Linked DNA regions of Homo sapiens: regions 1 and 3 are each linked to region 2. Evidence: read pairs that join two places in POLR2A ChIA-PET (ENCODE). Cell type or tissue: MCF 10A. All regions are shown on one strand. Each heading gives the region's core, and the rest is flanking DNA. Links, peaks and the distances in the headings are about the cores only.

Evidence for each region. ChIA-PET counts read pairs that join two places held together with the same protein. Peaks named below come from ENCODE experiments on the same cell type or tissue, not always from the same donor. Only the 100,000 strongest peaks of a DNase experiment are listed, where the experiment ranks them.
Region 1: POLR2A ChIA-PET joins it to region 2 with 11 read pairs; 13 of 35 experiments call an interaction of 5 or more read pairs at or near these places.
Region 3: POLR2A ChIA-PET joins it to region 2 with 11 read pairs; 23 of 35 experiments call an interaction of 5 or more read pairs at or near these places.

Annotation. Positions count from the first base shown.
Region 1 is chr2:63,868,437-63,873,436 of GRCh38, reverse strand. All of the region lies in intron 3 of UGP2 (UDP-glucose pyrophosphorylase 2), which reads right to left. Among named protein-coding and RNA genes, the nearest start is that of UGP2, 29 kb to the right of the region's middle. In MCF 10A, for the core only: no CTCF peak of the experiment used is centred there; a DNase peak (open chromatin) is centred at 2,166.
Region 2 is chr2:63,695,913-63,702,908 of GRCh38, reverse strand. It overlaps a transcript of WDPCP not described here. Among named protein-coding and RNA genes, the nearest start is that of MDH1, 110 kb to the right of the region's middle. In MCF 10A, for the core only: a CTCF peak has its summit at 3,653 (motif pointing left); a DNase peak (open chromatin) is centred at 3,818.
Region 3 is chr2:63,851,229-63,856,228 of GRCh38, reverse strand. All of the region lies in intron 1 of UGP2 (UDP-glucose pyrophosphorylase 2), which reads right to left. Among named protein-coding and RNA genes, the nearest start is that of UGP2, 12 kb to the right of the region's middle. In MCF 10A, for the core only: no CTCF peak of the experiment used is centred there; a DNase peak (open chromatin) is centred at 2,508.

The DNA of each region.
Region 1 (5,000 bases), core at 1-5,000, 170 kb before region 2:
TCACAGAATATAAAATTCATCTTAGTAACAGAAGTCATTCATTTCCCAGTGAAAATTAATGTGCAAATAGAGTAAAAAATAAACTTTACCTCTCTCCAAACTAAGTTTCAATGAGAAGGCTTCTGTTTGGCTTGAATAAGAAGCTGATGCTGTGATGTGGTTTGAGATGATTACGTGCATACCATCTTTAATTGCCATTCCATTTTGACTTTTCTTTTTGATGGTCACAAGTGCTGAAAACCCTAATGTGCTCAAAAGCAAGCTTCCACAACTTTTGTTCTGTTAGTTGTATGCAGCCTGTGCTACAAACACCAGAATTCTCTAAGACTGAGAGCTGAGTGGTTCATGTGTGTCCTGTATCTTTGAAAGTCAATAAGGTCATCTTTGCAGAAGTCTGCATCATTCATACAGGATTGCACCATCCTGGATGTAAGGCTCACGGATGCAGAAGAAGGTGAATTACAGTAATACGTGGAGCTCACTCTCCTCCTCTGCAGCAGGACCAGAAGTGCTGGCTAGCATCACAGACACTCTACTGGCATACAGAGCACCAACACCTCGTCCAGCATGTTTTGCTTGGCTTAGACATGTTATCATTTAAAAAACACTTTCAGAAGAGGTTCATAAATCTTTTTTTTTTTTTTTTGAGGGCACTGGCATGCAATAGCTGGCTGCAGTGAGAAATGTCTGAAATTCCAAGGACATGCTAAAGGGAAATTATGTAGTTGCTGTTTCCTCCGTGACCCGATTCAATAAACTACATCAATTCCAGCATGAATGATATCATTTGACAAAAAGCCTCCTTTTAAATCAAATGAGACAGTAAAATATAGTAAGTGAGAGAGAACACAGGCTTTAATGCCAGGCTACCTGGGTTTCTTAGAATCTACCACTTACTATGGCAAATTATTTAACTGCTCTAAGTCTTTTTCATTTACTTCATTAATTCGTTATGAAGATAAATGAGATAATGCATATAAAGTGCTTAGCAAAGTGCCTGGCCCCACAGTAAATATTCAAATGTTGGCTGATATTATTACTACTTCACTGATTCAGACACACTCCCTCACCCGTACCCAACATTTTAACATCTCTGAAAGCAGGATCCACCATATAACCAATAGGTTCTTACAATTAATTGGTTGATTTCTTTTCTTTATTAGTGGTACATAAAAGGTGTAACTTATAATCAATGGCCCAAATTTGATGAAATATAGTATTGAATTTCTAGGTTTCAAGTCACGAACTAGCTGAATGATCTCCCAGACATGGGCTTCAGCCAAAGTTTCTCTCCAGTCATGTGTAGCCTGAGGATGTTAAGACAGAGGTCAACAAACTATGGTCTGTGAGAGCTGCCACTTGTTTTCATAAAGTTTTATTGGAACATAGCCATACTCATTCGTTTACATATAGTCTACGGCTATTTTCATGCTACCATGGCTGAATTGAGTAATCATCCCCAAATTGTATGGCCTATAAAACCTAAAATATTTACTATCTGCCCCTTACAGAAAACGTTTGCCAACCCCTGATTTAAGAAAGCCTTCTGGAAAAAACCCAAGCTTTGATAATATTTCTCCCTTTTCAAACCATGCTTCTTCTCCTAAAATAGCTCCATACTGCCTGAGACGCCTCAGGATGGCCAGAGAAAAGAGGGTCTCTCTAACTAAGGCTATATGTTGGCTTCGTGCTTCCACTGGCAAGAACGCTGCCATATAAACAACCCCCTAGGCTTTTGTATGTTCTCAAATTTCTCCAGGAAAGCAAAACCAGTAATATGTAATTGGTAACAGAAATCAGGCAATTTTCAAAACAACAGAAAGAAAACTTGAGATTTAAAAAGGTTTTTGTGGCCGTGCACAGTGGCTCACGCCTGTAATCCCAGCACACTGGGAGGCCGAGGCGGGCGGATCACCTGAGGTCAGGAGTTCAACACCAGCCTGGCCAACACGGCAAAACCCCGTCTCTACTAAAAGTACAAAAATTAGCCAGACATGGTGGCGCATTCCTGTAATCCCAGCTACTCAGGAGGCTGAGGCAGGAAAATTGCTTGAACCTGGGAGGCAGAGGTTACGGTGAGCCAAGATTGCACCACTGCACTCCAGCCTGGGCAGTAAGAGCAAGGAGGAAAAAAAAAAGGCTTTTGTCCACTAGTGAGTCATCAAAAGTAATCAAATTCATACAGACAGAAACCAGAATGGTGCTTGCCAGGGGATTAGGGGAGAGGGGGTAGAAGGGAATGGGGAACTGTTCTTTAATGCTACAGAGTCTCAGTTTTACAAGATGAAAAAGTTCTGAAGATTGGTTGCCAAATAATAAAAATATACTTAACAACACTGAAGGATACATTTTAAAATAATTAAGATAGTAAATTTTATGTTATGTGTATTTTACAATTTAAAATTTAATTTAAAAAATATTTTGTGTGTGTATGTGCAGTCACACATGTATGCCCCATCAAGGAGTTCAAGAACCAAATGGCAAAACTATCACTTCCTTTAGAAGCCATTTGTGACCCTCAGCCCTAGTAGTGAATCTGGTGCAGCTCTTGGCTTTGGGAGCTACCGCCTCCTATCACAGCAATTCTTACAGTCTCCAAACTGTCTGCTAAGTTCTCTGGCTCTATTATAAGACTGTAAACTCCATAAGGGCAGAAACTTCCACCTGATACTCCCCACCATATTCATCATCTTTAAACGAACAGGTTAGCTCCCCAGCGTTGGCAGCACTCAAACATTTGTGAATAAGCGAATAAATGAATAAAACAAACGGCTATTAATTAATGAAATCTGTTCTCTGAAAATTATTTCTTGTCCTACTTTTAAATCCTTAGTTTAAAATAAAAGTGGTTTGATCACTGATTAGAAACCAGATTACAACCACCCACTACTTTAATTCAAAAAATAAAATACTGGATCAATAGACGTTATATACAAGTTTGATGAAAGAAAACCTAAATAGAAAACTTTGTTTTGCATAAGAAATTTTATAGGTCATAAAATTAGTACAGGAATTACAAAGCAATCCCCCTATAATAAACAAATAGAATGAACAATCACATATCACAAGCCCGGAAAAGCAAATTTCCTAAGAAAGTTTTTTGTCTTCTACCACTTATAAATTATAAGCAAAGCAAACTATCAGATCAAGTACATATTTTTATTTTCCCAGCTATTAACTCCCAAATCTTTGGGGTTTTTAAAAATTAATTTTAGGGGCGGGCACGGTGGCTCACACCGGTAATCCCAGCACTTTGGGAGACAGAGTCAGGTGAATCACAAGGTCAGGATATCGAGATCATCCTGGCTAACATGGTGAAACCCCATCTCTATTAAAAATACAAAAAATTAGCCAGGCATGGTGGCCGGCGCCTACAGTCCCAGCTACTCAGGAGGCTGAGGCAGGAGAATGGTGTAAACCTAGGAGGTGGAGCTTGCAGTGAGCCGAGATTGCGCCACTGCACTCCAGCCTGGGTGACAGAGCGAGACTCTGTCTCAAAAAAAAAAAAAAAAAATTAATTTTAATTACTCTAAAATAAATGTTACTAACACTATGGAAAGGAAAACACGAAGGCAATTTTTCCAGTGATGGATGAGTCCTCACAGTCCAAAGGCAAAAATTTGTAACATTTTTACATGTAAGTAAAGAGGTCTTTTCAAAGAGCTAGTTAGAAATCTTGGCACCAACACTGTCCTCCAAACAGCTACATACACCAGTACTAACACAATCATTCATGCTCAATATCCTTCAATATAATCTGCTACTTCAGTTACTAAAGTCAGCCTTAGTAAAACTCTAAGCAAAAACCACGTATTTGTGAGCCAGAATCATAAAAGTCACTCATTTTCAGCCTAAATTTTGCGCTGTCCTCTCTAGGAAGCCAAACTTGAATAGTGTGCCTTTTTGTTATATTAAAGCATCATAGCAATTCAAAATCCAATGACCAATTACTACAAATAAAAGGTTAGTTCTCTATTAAATGTTTCAAACAGCAGTTAATACAACAGCCAATGGAAAAAAGATCAACCTGCTAATAAATAAAAATCAAAGAAAAATCTAGAAATTTAAAAATATTTTTCATCTCAACTGGCAAATATGTTTTAAAGTGATAATATTAAATGCTTTAATAAATACAGTGAGATTGGCAATAAAACAGACTGTAGGTCTCTACTCAAATGTCAACTTAGAGACGCCTTCTCTACCCAGCCTATCTAAAATATTACCTCTACCCCTTCATTCTCTGTTCATCTTTCTTTTTCTTCATTCACTTACCGCTACTTGAAATCACGTTACATATTTTTTATTGTCCACTTCTTTACTAGATTGTAAACTAGAAACTAGATGAATGGAGGGTTTTATCATTATGGTTCTCTACTAATATACATACAGTTGGTGCTCAAAAAACAGCTGTTGGACCAACAAATTAATATGAATGGGAGTGCAAATTGATATACTTTCTTTTTTTTTTTTTGAGATGGAGTTTCACTCTTGTCGCCCAGGCTAGAGTGCGATGGCGTGATCTCAGCTCATTGCCTCCCAGGTTCAAGTGATTCTCCTGCCTCAGCCTCCCAAGTAGCTGGGATTACAGGTACATGCCACCACGCCCGGCTAATTTTTGTATTTTTAGTAGAGATGGGGTTTCACCATGTTGGCTAGTCTCGAACTCCTGACCTCAGGTGATCTGCCCGCCTCAGCTTCCCAAAGTGCTGGGATTAAAAGTGCTGGGATTACAGGTGTGAGCTACCGCGCCCAGCCTGATATACTCTTTTTAAAAAACAATCAGAAATACAAAACAAAACCTTTAAAAAGTGCATATCCTCTGAAGAAAACACCATTTCTGAACATTTATTCTTAGAAAATTCAGAAATGCAAAGTTTTATATTCATTACACGGTTTTAATAACAGGAAAAAATCAGAACCAACCTACCCAACTATAAGAGAATCCCCAGAAGTAACAGGAGCTGATATGCTCACACTACCGTGAACTACAATATTTCCTT
Region 2 (6,996 bases), core at 1,211-6,210:
AACATCACACATTGGGGACTGTTGTGGGGTGGGGGGAGAGGGGAGGGATAGCTTTAGGAGATATACCCAATGCTAAATGACGAGTTAATCGGTGCAGCACACCAACATGTCACATGTATACATATGTAACAAACCTGCACGTTGTGCACATGTACCCTAAAACTTAAAGTATAATTAAAAAAAAAAAGTAAAAAAAAAAAAAAATTAGCTGGATGTGGTGGTGGGCGCCTGCAGTCCAGCTACTCGGAAGGCTGAGGCAGGAGAATGGTGTGAACCCCGGAGGCGTAGCTTGCAGTGAGCCGAAATCGCGCCAATGCACTCCTCCCTGGGAGACAGAATGAGACTCCGCCCCCTACACCAAAAAAAAAAAGAATGGGTAGCTATTAATTTTTGATGTTGATGTAAAAATGTAGGCTTAAATATGTCAGGGCAACCATTAGCACTGTAAAGATGTTAATTAAAACTTTTTTAAATTCTACTTTTTATTGATATATACTAGGTGTACATATTTTCAGGGTATATATAATTTGTAAAGATCAATTCAGTGTAATTAGAAGATCCATCACCTTAAATATTTGTCTTTGGCTGGGCACGGTGGCTCACGCCTGTAATCCCAGCACTTTGGGAGGCCGAAGCAGGCGGATCACCTGAGGTCAGGAGTTCAAGACCAGCCTGGCCAACATGGTGAAACCCCATCTCTACCAAAAATACAAAAATTAGCCGGGTGTGGTGGCATGCGTCTATAATCCCAGCTACTCGGGAGGCTGAGGCAGGAGAATCGCTTGAACCTAGGAGGCGGAGGTTGCAGGGAGCAGAGATCGTGCCATTGCACTCCAGCCTGGGCAACAAGAGCGAAACTCCATCTCAAGAAAAAAAAATCGTCTTTTCTTTATGCTAGGAACAATTGAATTATTCTCGTCTAATTATTTTGAAATATACAATAGATATTGTAAACTATGATCATCCTATTTATCTATGAAACACTAGGTTTTATTTCTTCTATCGAACTGTATATTTGTACCCATTAGTCAACCTCTCTTCATCCCCCTCACCCCACCCTTTCTGGTGCCTGTGGTAACCACCAATCTGTTCTCTATTTCATGATAGTCACTTTTTAAGCTCCTACATATGAGTGAGAACATGTGATATTTGTCTTTCTGTGCTTGGCTTGTTTCACTTAATATAATGACCTCCAGTTCCATCCATGTTGCTGCATGTGACAGGATTTCATTCTTTCTTATGGCTGAATAATGTCCTGTTGTATATATATAACACATTTTCTTTATCCATTCATCCATTAATGGGCACTTAGGTTGGTTCCATATTTTGGCTATTATGAATAGTGCTGCAATAAACTTGGAAGTACAGAAGTGTCTTTGATATGCTGATTTCATTTCTTTTGGCTATATATAACTAGAAAAATTGCTGAACATATGATAGCTCTATTTTTAGTTTTTTGAGGAACTTCTATACAGTTTTCCATAGTGGTTGTACTAATTTACATTCCCACCAACGGTGTATGAAGGTTCTCCTTTCTTCACATCCTTGTCAGCATCTGTTATTGCCTTTTTGACAAAAGCCAGTTTTAATTGGGGTGAGAGATCTCTTTGTGATTTTGATTTGCATTTCTCTGATGACTAGCAATGTTGAGCATTTTTTTTTATATTCTTATTGGTCATTTATATGTCTTCTTTTGAAAAATGTCTATTCAGATCTTTTGCCCATTTTTAAATTGTATTATTTGTTGTTTTGCTATTGAGTTGTTTGAGCTCCTTATATATCCTGGTTATTAATCCTTTGTCAGATGAGCAGTTTGCAAATATTTTCTTCTATTCTGTGGATTGTCTCTACCTTGTTGCCTCCTTTGCTGTGCAGAAGGTTGATGTAATCTCATTTGTCTTTTGTTTTGGTTGCCTGTGATTTTGAAGTCTTACACCAAAAATTCTTTGCCAAGACCAATGTCCTGGAGTATTTCCCCAATGTTTTCTTCTAGTAGTTTCATAGTTTCAAGTCTTAAATTTAAGTCATCAATCCATTTTATTTGATTTTTGCATATAGTGAGAGATAGAGGTCTAGTTTCAATCTTCTGCGTATGGTTATCCAGTTTTTTCAGTGCCTTTTATTGAAGAGCCTGTTCTTTCCCCATTGTATGTGCTTGGTGTCTGCGTTGAAATGAGTTGGCTGTAAATACATGGATTTATGTCAGGGTTCTCTATTCTGTTCCTTTGGTTTGTGTGTCTGTTTTTATGTGAGTACCATGCTGGGTATCAAAACTTTTAAACACTGTATGCGAGAGAAAAAGAATAACAAAATTTTACCATTTAGAAAAAAATCAGTAAAGGAAAAAATGTTCAGCACGAAAGCATAATGAGTAGGGAACATAAATTACAATGACAGGCATACCACATTTGTCTTCGTTATCCATCTGTAATTGATTTTTGACTCCTCTCTCACTCACCATGTCTGTGCAGTTGACTCACTTGATTTTTCCTTGGAAAAGTCTTGTATCTGACCTTTTCCATTCCCACTACCACTTCTCTAGTTCCCTGGAGCCTGTACTAATTAAGTAGCTCTAGCACAGCATTTTTTTCTTTTTTTCTTTTTGTTTTTTTTTTTTTTTTTTTTTGAGACAGGGTCTCACTCTGTCACCCAGGCTGCAGTACAGTGGCACGATCGTGGCTCACTGCAGCCTTGACCTCCCCAGGCTCAGGTGATCCTCCCACTTCAGCCTCTCAAGTAGCTGGGACTACAGGTGTGCACCACCATGCCTGGCTAATTTTTGCATTTTTTGTATGAGGTTTGGTCAGGTTGCCCAGGCGGGTGTCAAACTCCTGGGCTCAACACATCCATCTGCCTCAGCCTCTCACCATGCTAGGATTACAAGCGTGAGCCACCAGGCCCAGCCCAAAGCATATTCTACCTTGGCCTTACCCACAGCAATGAGCAATCTTCATAAAACATAACCTCACACCCCTGCTCAAAAGCCTTCAGAAGCTCCTCATTTCTCACCATCTACCCTCTTAGCTGGTTTTTGAGACCTTGTATAATACTATCCCAGTTAACTGTGTTTTGTCAATTCTAAGACACATTTTTTTAAAAGACCTTTGAAACACCTCTGAAATCAGAGTGCATGTTACAATCGATGGCAATCATGGTGTCTTAGATTCAATATTTCTTTTCCCAGTTTGCCCTGGCTATGGGATACCTCTATGTTAGAAAACGAGACTTCTCGCTTTGTTATGCCATGACTCATTCTTTTATAGCTCCAAACTTTTTTTTAGACTTCTCCCTCTGTCTGGGTATCCCTCTTCCTCTGCCTCCCTTAACATATCTCCCTGTCAAAATCAGCTCATCTTTAATAAGGCCCAGCTCAAAGGCCAGCGCCTCAAAAACTGCTTTATACACCACCTTAGTGGGAACAACCGTCCCTCTGAATCCTCTCAGTTCCTTCTTTGTAAGTCTAGCATCTGTTATCACATAGTTCTTTTTAGTTAAATACTTGCATCCAGATTCGGTCCTGCAAATTGCTTGAGTGGACAGCTAAAATTGTGACATTATATGAAAGAACATGGGTTTCTTTCACGAGGACATTTTGAATAATTTCATTACAATCTGTGAAGTACTACCATTACAGAACTCAGTGAGAATCCTGCTTTGAACTGCCCTCTAGAGGTAGTACATTATCAGTGAGCCAGAGAGAGACCTACAACCATGGATGGGTGAAAGACAGTGGCTGCTAACCAGCTGGGAAGGGGAGCTGCTGAGAGTGTTCCTTCATCAGCAGGACTCGCTAATTGGCCCTGTTTGTGGGAGTAGCTGTTGGAAGGGTCAAGCTCTGGGAAACCGTGTTGCTTGGAGATTGCCAGCCCTCTCCAGTTTGCTCAGATGAGTCACTGTGATGTCTTGGAAGGGTGGGGCCTGACTAAGTAATAGCTTCCCTCAGGAAATCCAGACTGGGCTGGAAGTCCAGGAACTCTGGGTCATTTTCCAGGGAGATACTGAGTATAACTGCATCCTGTCAGAGGGTGTAGTCTGGGAAAAGATGGCTACATGTCCATGTCATTGTCTGCAACAGGATTCTTCTCCATCACAGCTAATTTTGAACTCTCCCAAGCATAAATCTTTACTGCAATACATTCACAAAGCTTTATTCCCCCCTCCCTCTTTTTCTGAGTAAACTTCTGTGGCCACGAGAAGATAAAAGTCATCTCAGGTGTTCTCTTGCTAGCCAGGAAATTCTGTGACTAAATTTTAAATGACTTGTGAAATTTCCTGCTTACTTCTGCTTCCTAGGGCAAATGCCATTTTCTGTAAGTGCCTCCCTGTTACCTGACTTGACTTTCCATAGGCATCCCCTCCAGCCTCAGTCTGTGCCAACAGAGGGATTAGATTCTAGAGGCTCCAGGTCCCTGCCAGCTTCAACATTCTAACATCTGCTTGGTGCTCAACATAGCTTGCCTCCCAGGCACTGAGTTTACGCATTAATGAGTTTGAAGTTCATTTTCCTCTGAGGCAAATCAGTTGGCATGATGTGATCTGGGAATGTCCTTTGAAAGCTTTCCATAGGATGTGACTTCTCTCCATGTCTTCATACCAGAAGACCTTGCATAAAGGTCACAATTGTTGAGCTGATTTCACCTCAAGAAATCATTTTGTCTTAGAATTTTTTCCTCATTAAAAAAGTCGAGCACTTTGGGAGGCCAAGGTGGCAGATCACCTGAGGTCAGGAGTTTGAGACCAGCCTGGCCAACATGGTGAAACCCCGTCTCTAATAAAAATACAAAAATTAGCCAGGCATGGTGCTGCACATCCATAATCCCAGCTACTCAGGAGGCTGAGGCACGAGAATCACTTGAACCCAGGAAGTGGAGGTTGCAGTGAGCCGAGATCACGCCACTGCACTCCAGCCTGGGCAACAGGCGACAGAGCGAGACTCTATCTTAAAAAAAAAAAGTCATAGGCTGGGCATGGTGACTCATACCTGTAGTCCCAGCACTTTGGGAGGCCAAGGTAGGAGGATCACTTTTGAACTCAGGAGTTCAAGACCAGCCTGGGCAACATGGCAAAACCCCATCTCTACAAGAAATACAAAAATTAGCCTGGCATGGTGGTACACCCCTGTAGTCCCAGCTACTCCAGAGGCTGAGGTGGGAGAATCACCTCAGCCCAGGAAGTCTAGGGTGCAGTGAGCCAAGATCACGCCACTGCACTCCAGCCTGGGTGACAGAGTGAGACTCTGTTTCAAAAGAAGAAATCATAAAGATTTATTATAGAAAATATAGACATTATAGAAAATTATTAAAAAGGAAATAAGAATCACTTAAATGCAACTTCTCAGAGGTAATACTATTAACACCATGGCAGGCAACACAACAAATTTTCTTTGTGTGTATGATCATACGATTTTTTAGTGCTTGATACGGAATTGGAATCACACTTTTCAAACTGTTTTTTAGCCTGCTTTTTCCTATAATTATAAATGATTAACATTTCATTTGTCATTATGCAACAGTTCATAGAGTGGACTCTGGATCTATCTGAATTTGAATCTTGGCTCATCACTTACCGTGTGACCCTTGGGCGTGTCCTTTAACTGAAATAATTTCTGCAAATTCCTCATCTGTAAAATGGGGATAATAATGGCTCCTACTTCACAAAATGTTGTAAATATTTAAGTGAGTCAACATTTGCCAAGTACTTAGAACAATGCTGGCAGGTAGTGTGGGCTTTATGGGGCCCACACTACTACAACTACTATAACTACTACTACTACTACAGCTACTATAACTACTACTACATTTTCTTCTACAACATCATTTTAAGACTGAATAGGATTACATTGTTTGGTTGTGGCGTAATTTATTTAGTCAAAGTCCCATTCTTGAATAGAGTGTTCTGCTTTTTTGGTATTATAAATAATACTGCAACAAATACCCTCTTCTGTAACAGGACAGACTATGTACCAGGTAGGGGAGGAATGCAGTGATGGGGATGGAAGAACTATGTTTTACCTTCTTTGTTTTGAGCTTGGTGGAGAGGCAAATATTTTGATATCTCACTTTTGCCTGGAAGGCTGCTACTGAGAAACCATTCAGACTTTCTGGCATCAGCCAGTTAAATATTTGGTGGTCCTTGCCAAACTGAATCACCTGGATTCCTAACCTAAGATTCTGGTCAGAAAAGGATTCTTAACCACCCAGGTCATATACTCTGACTCTTTACCCAATTACCCAATTGCTACCATGGGTGTCTCAGCCACGTGGGCTCTGCTCCAAGGAAGCATTGGTGTGTACTCAGTGAACTGTAGTGGGTCCCTGGAGCCTCATTTTCCAGGCTGGTGGAGGTGAAGGTCCTGCTCTGCCTTCTCTTGGAGCTCTATTCCTGTGGTCTTCCCCCTCAATACTACTGGAGAGAAGGGGAAGGGACCCCTTCTGGTTTCTGTCCTTAGTTATGGTAATGATAATGATGCATTCTTGTAGAACGGGCGTAGTTATCTGTCTACAAACTGAGGGAATGACAGAAAAATTTCATGGCTTCATGGAACAACTTTATACAACAAAGCTGTGCCATTGCAGACCAACACTGCCAAGAAGAAACTTGCTGGGGTATTAGCAACGGATCGGATCACTTCCATGAAGATGTGCATGCGGGAGTGTGTCAAATGCCTAGTTCTTACAGTCTCTCAGGTGTCATCAACCAAACCACCTGCTTGGTTCTCAGCCCCTCCTAGCCAAAATTTATAACCTGACCACATTCTGGAAGACCCACAACTTCTAGATTTCTGCCTTTATTATCTCTTAGGTCCACCGGAAGGTTCTACCCACCTGCTACCCACTGTGGGGTTCTAGATAAATACCACTTCCTAGAGAATTCCCTTAATACATGGAGATGGAAGAGCTGTCCCCCAACCTCAACCATCTCCAAATCAAATGGTCAGTTAACCTGGTGCCAGGGGGTCTTTGTTTCTATCAAGTGAGTGGATATTCTTTTAGAATA
Region 3 (5,000 bases), core at 1-5,000, 150 kb before region 2:
CTGGTATTCAGCAAATGAAAAGGGCTCAATCCCAAGGTCCCTTTATCCTGTGGCAGTAATTCAGTGGTGTCAACTAGTTAGGACTCGTTTCACTCCAGTTTCATATTCTCCACTAAACAAGAACCCCTTGAGAGGTATTGGCAATTCCAAGGTGCCTCTACTTCCCTGTATCGACGTTTTCATTTTAAAAGGAGAAGGGCATAGGGCTGCCTGCCATCTTCTGGTTCCCAATTTCAGCCAAGACTTTCCACTGCTTACGTGTGTCAGACTAGACTTTTAATGCTTTTGGCATAGCCGGGCACTTCTGTGACAGATGGATCTCACTAAAGGTGACGGAAATCCCTCTTAGATAAATACAAACAACAAAAATAGAAAACTACAGAAAAAGGCTGGGCAATGGCAGCTCATGCCTGCAATCCCAACACTGTGGGAGGCTGAGGCGGGTAGACCCTGGAGCCCAGGAGTTTGAGACCAGGCTGGGCAACACGGCAAAACCTCATCTCTACAAAAAATACAAAAATTAGCCAGGTGTGGTGGCGCTTGTCTGTATTCCCAGCTACTTGGAAGGCTGAAGCAGGAGGATACCTTGAGCCGAGGAGGCAGAGGCTGCAGTGAGGCGAGATCGCGCCACCGCACTCCAGCCTGGGTGACAGAGGCAGATCCTGTCTCAAAAAGAAAAGAAAAGAGAAAAAAAAAAAAAAAAAAAAACAGAAAAAGAAACACCCCAGACCCAAACACTTTGGCAGAAAAATACCAACACAGGCTGTTTTATACTTTATCTAGAAAGTAATCATCTTATTTACTTCTCATAAAATAGGGACAACTGGATTATTTGTCCACCCTTCCCCTTCTATCCTTAGTATTTGATTCAATCTTATTTTAAAAATGTATTTGTAAAGTTTCTATTCAAATAGTTTGATAACTAGTTATTTTTACAAATGCCTGTTAATTTAGCAGAATCACATTTCAGTAAGGCTAAAAACTCTTTCCCCTTATATACTCCACCTACTATAAATTCTTTCACTTATATTTGAATAAAAGACATTTATACAGATAGAATTAAAGACAACATATAAGATAAAACTAAATGTAACTACAAAGTTTAGAAGTAACTAAAGTAGCTGTTTGAGATTTGTCTAAATGAGAACCATTTGAAAACAAAACAAAACATTTTAGAAGCTCCCTCTGCAGAACAATAACTTATTAATTTACATGATTTAAGGTCAAAACACACAGAACCCAAGTCACTATCCTATCAACCCAAGCTAAGAAAGGCTGGCTGAAAGACTCACATTTAATATTGCATGTGCTCTCTGTCAACACAGGTCTAAGTTTCAGAGGCAGACTTGAAAAAATCCCAGACACAGGATCAAACTCGAGAAATGTCTCTAACCTTTGTTTCTTTCTTTTGTTTGATACAGCACCAATGCACATGAAGAATAATTTGTTTTCTTCCACCCTCTTTATAAATATAATCGGCTTAAACAAAAGAACATTACAACAAGCCTGTCACCTCTTCTACCCCTCTAAAAGCTCTGTTTTTAGTGATTAAAGAATCAGGAAGGGCTTGTAACGAATAAAAAATATTCAAGAATAAAGAATAAGGAAGAGTGCTTAGACAAGAAGCGTAGCTATCTTAAGCATCTGGGCACAGACCAGGAGGCACAGAGCAGGGAACCATTTCCCTTAGTGGTGACTTCTTCATCCATCCTGAATTTTTTAAGAAAGGTCTGAAATTTCTGGTAGGAAAAGTAGTACAGATGTTAGAAGCTTTCTTGGATTTAACATTCTCAGGTTACACTTCTGACAAGGACAGTTGTGTTTCTAAAGGAAGGTCAACTAAAATCCTCTGAATAATCCAAGATTTCTAACCTCATGAAGTGTTTTGTCCCTATTGCCTAGCAATATAAAATTGATTCCCCACGCCTTTAGACATAGAGTGGATTGGGAGTCAAACATTTCATTACCTTAGTCAAACATTTTTATAGATGGGAGGGAGCATTTAACCTACTCTCATCATTTTACAGACGAGGAAACAGGTTGAAAATAGTTGAATGACTTATCCAAGGTCACAGAGCAGGCCAATGGTGGAGCCCAGAAGCAAAGCCATGTTTTTTTAGTCCCATTCCACCACAGTGAGGCAGAAATACCTTGCTAATGTTTTTTTCCTGGCCTGGCTCTCTTTAACCTTGACGCAAAAATCCCTAAATACCACACTCTCCTCCAAAAGCATTTATATCAGAACCTCTTCTTATGTTCAATCAACAGACAAGATAATTCCCCACCACATAAAACTGGACTTACTAGACACTTTAAGTCAATTTCAGATAGAACAGGCAATAACTTTTTTTCACAAGTTCCTCCTTTCCCCCAGTTTCCTAATTCTTCCTGTTCATAGGAACTAAAATTTCAACATCATGGGCTTTTTTATCCAGCTGGAGCCAAAAAAGAGAGAGGGCTACAGTCAATCTGACAAGTGAATATTTTTGTTTCTTAATTCATGGATCTCATTTCATGTATTTCAGCAAGTAAGAGGGATACATAATACCCTTCCCTGACACCCTGACACTGGCGCAAACAAAATAAGTACACAAGCTAGTTTCATAATGCACAGGCCATGGAAAAACCACAGGGAAGGCACCAAGAGCAACAGAGAAGTTGAAGAGCCATCCCTAGGCCACCTCTGTCTGATCAGTCCCAACCTTCCTGGAAAACCCACAATGAGAGATACTCAAAGTCAGAGAATTGGAGAGCGCACTTAATCTTAAATCGGGAAATGACTTGTGATCCAAATAACCATAGAACTCCAAGAATTTAATGGCAACTGGAAATAATCAAGATAAAGCTATCTTGATTATTTCAAGACATAATCAAGAAATAATCAAGATAAAGCTATCTTGATTATTTCAAGGAAATATGAACTATGCCGGCTAGATTTACAACCAATTCAAGCTAACCAGCTTCTTCTGGGCTCACTACAGTCCTTTAAACCCAGTTATTTGTGAATATTCCTCCTAGAAAAGCTCTTTATGGGGTTCCATTACTCAAGTGTATCCTATATCTTTTCTTACCTCTCTGACCACACCTCAGTTTCCCTAACTGGCTCCTCCTTTCCTCTCCTGAGATTCCTAAAATTCTGTCCCCAGACCATTTTTTCTCCTCAATTCTCATGCCACTCTCCTTACTGATCACTCAAACATGTGCCTCTCATCCTAAACTTTTTTCCTGAGCTCCAGGATCACATTCTTTACTTCCTTAAAGACTTCTGACACCTGGATACCCAGCTGGGTACCTCAAACTCAACATGTCCAAAATATGACTGATCATCCAAACTAAATTACTCTTTTGCCCACCCTGTTCTCCACGGCATTAACATTTCCGTAGAAACTAAGGTTTATACCTCACAGTCACAGTTGGCTCTTCCCACCTTTCCCCTCACATTGGACAATGCAATATCAAAACTTCTTAAATGATTGCTGTAATTCCATTCACTGTTTTCCATTTCCATTACTGCTACCTTAGTTCCCCTAGCATTTTTACTCTCCTAGTCATGACAACAGCTTTCTAACTAGTCTGCCCATCACTCTAATCTAATAGTGCCAAGGAGGATGGATTGATCTCCTTAAGCTGCAACCCCCATCATATCACTTCTCTTCCTTGTTTGATGAAATTCTCATTGCCTATGGAAATAAATACAAATTCCTTATCCAGGCATGTCTCAAAAGCCAAGCTGAAGTATCTTTTGGAGTAGCCAAAGCTAATGAAAGTATGAAAGCAGACTGCCTAAAGGCTGCAATTTCCTATTCCATTTGGGACATCTAGAATAGTTCTTCTAAAACTTTAATGTACATACAAATCACTTGGAGGCTGGTTAAAACACAGATTCCTGGGTAAGCTCCCAGAGAGATTCTGATTCAGTAGGTTTGGGGTGGGAAAGATATGCATATCTAATAACCAAACATTGCCAGTATGGCTTTGAGTAGCTCTGGTAGATTATACTCCATTTATCTTAACATATTTGTAACAGCCATATTCTTCATCCTTCTTGCTACTCCAATGCTATTCTGTCACCAACTCCCTGCCCCAATGCCCTGTGTTTCAGAGATGGCACCAGGCCCAGATTGGTCCAAAGCCTTCCTAGTGATTGGTTTAAGCATAAAATGTAATATGATTCTGGCCAGTAAGCCATAAGGGTATAATCTGTCACAGCACTTTGGAGAAAGGTGTTCCTCACTGAAAAAAGACATACATGAGAAAAGATAGTATTTTTTCTACTCACATAATGAGTATGTGTCCACCAATCACCCCACGTTTCTTCTGCCATGATTAGTGCCCTTGAAAGAAGCTGACCCAAGAATGAGGCAGATATGTCAAAGATAGCACAGCAGAAGGAAGGTCTGATAAGCTTTTGTACTGAATTAACCAACCCTGCATATCCTACTTCAGGATTTATGGGATAAAAAGACCCTCATTTTTGAAAGCCAAATGAATTGGTATTTTTCTACTCCATGAAGTTAAAAGCATCCTAACTATAAGATTGTTCGAAACCATGCACTTCAAATACCACTCAACACTTTCAGAAAAGGGGAGGCAGAAATGAGAAAAAAAGTAGAAAAATAAGAATGGCCCAGTATGAGTTCCAGAATAATGAGAATCATCCCAATCTCTGGGAAACCGCCCTGATCTCTCAATCCCCAAAGACTCAAACTGTTTTACTTGATTTGCTTCTGTCATTTTGATGGTGGTATTCCTAGTGTTCTAAGCAGTGGCTTCTGAACATTCCAAGAGGCCTTTCTTTCTACCACAACTGATTTGGGAGTTTTAATCACTCCTGTCTCTGTATTATATCAAACACCCCTCAAAACCCCAATTCTTTAGTTAAATGTCTGCAATCCTAGAACATATTCTCTTGAGGGGGAAAAAACTACATTATGTCATGCAACTTTGTTTTCCCAAAACCTACCTTAGCACCTTGCACAGTACAGGTGCCTAATAATGGT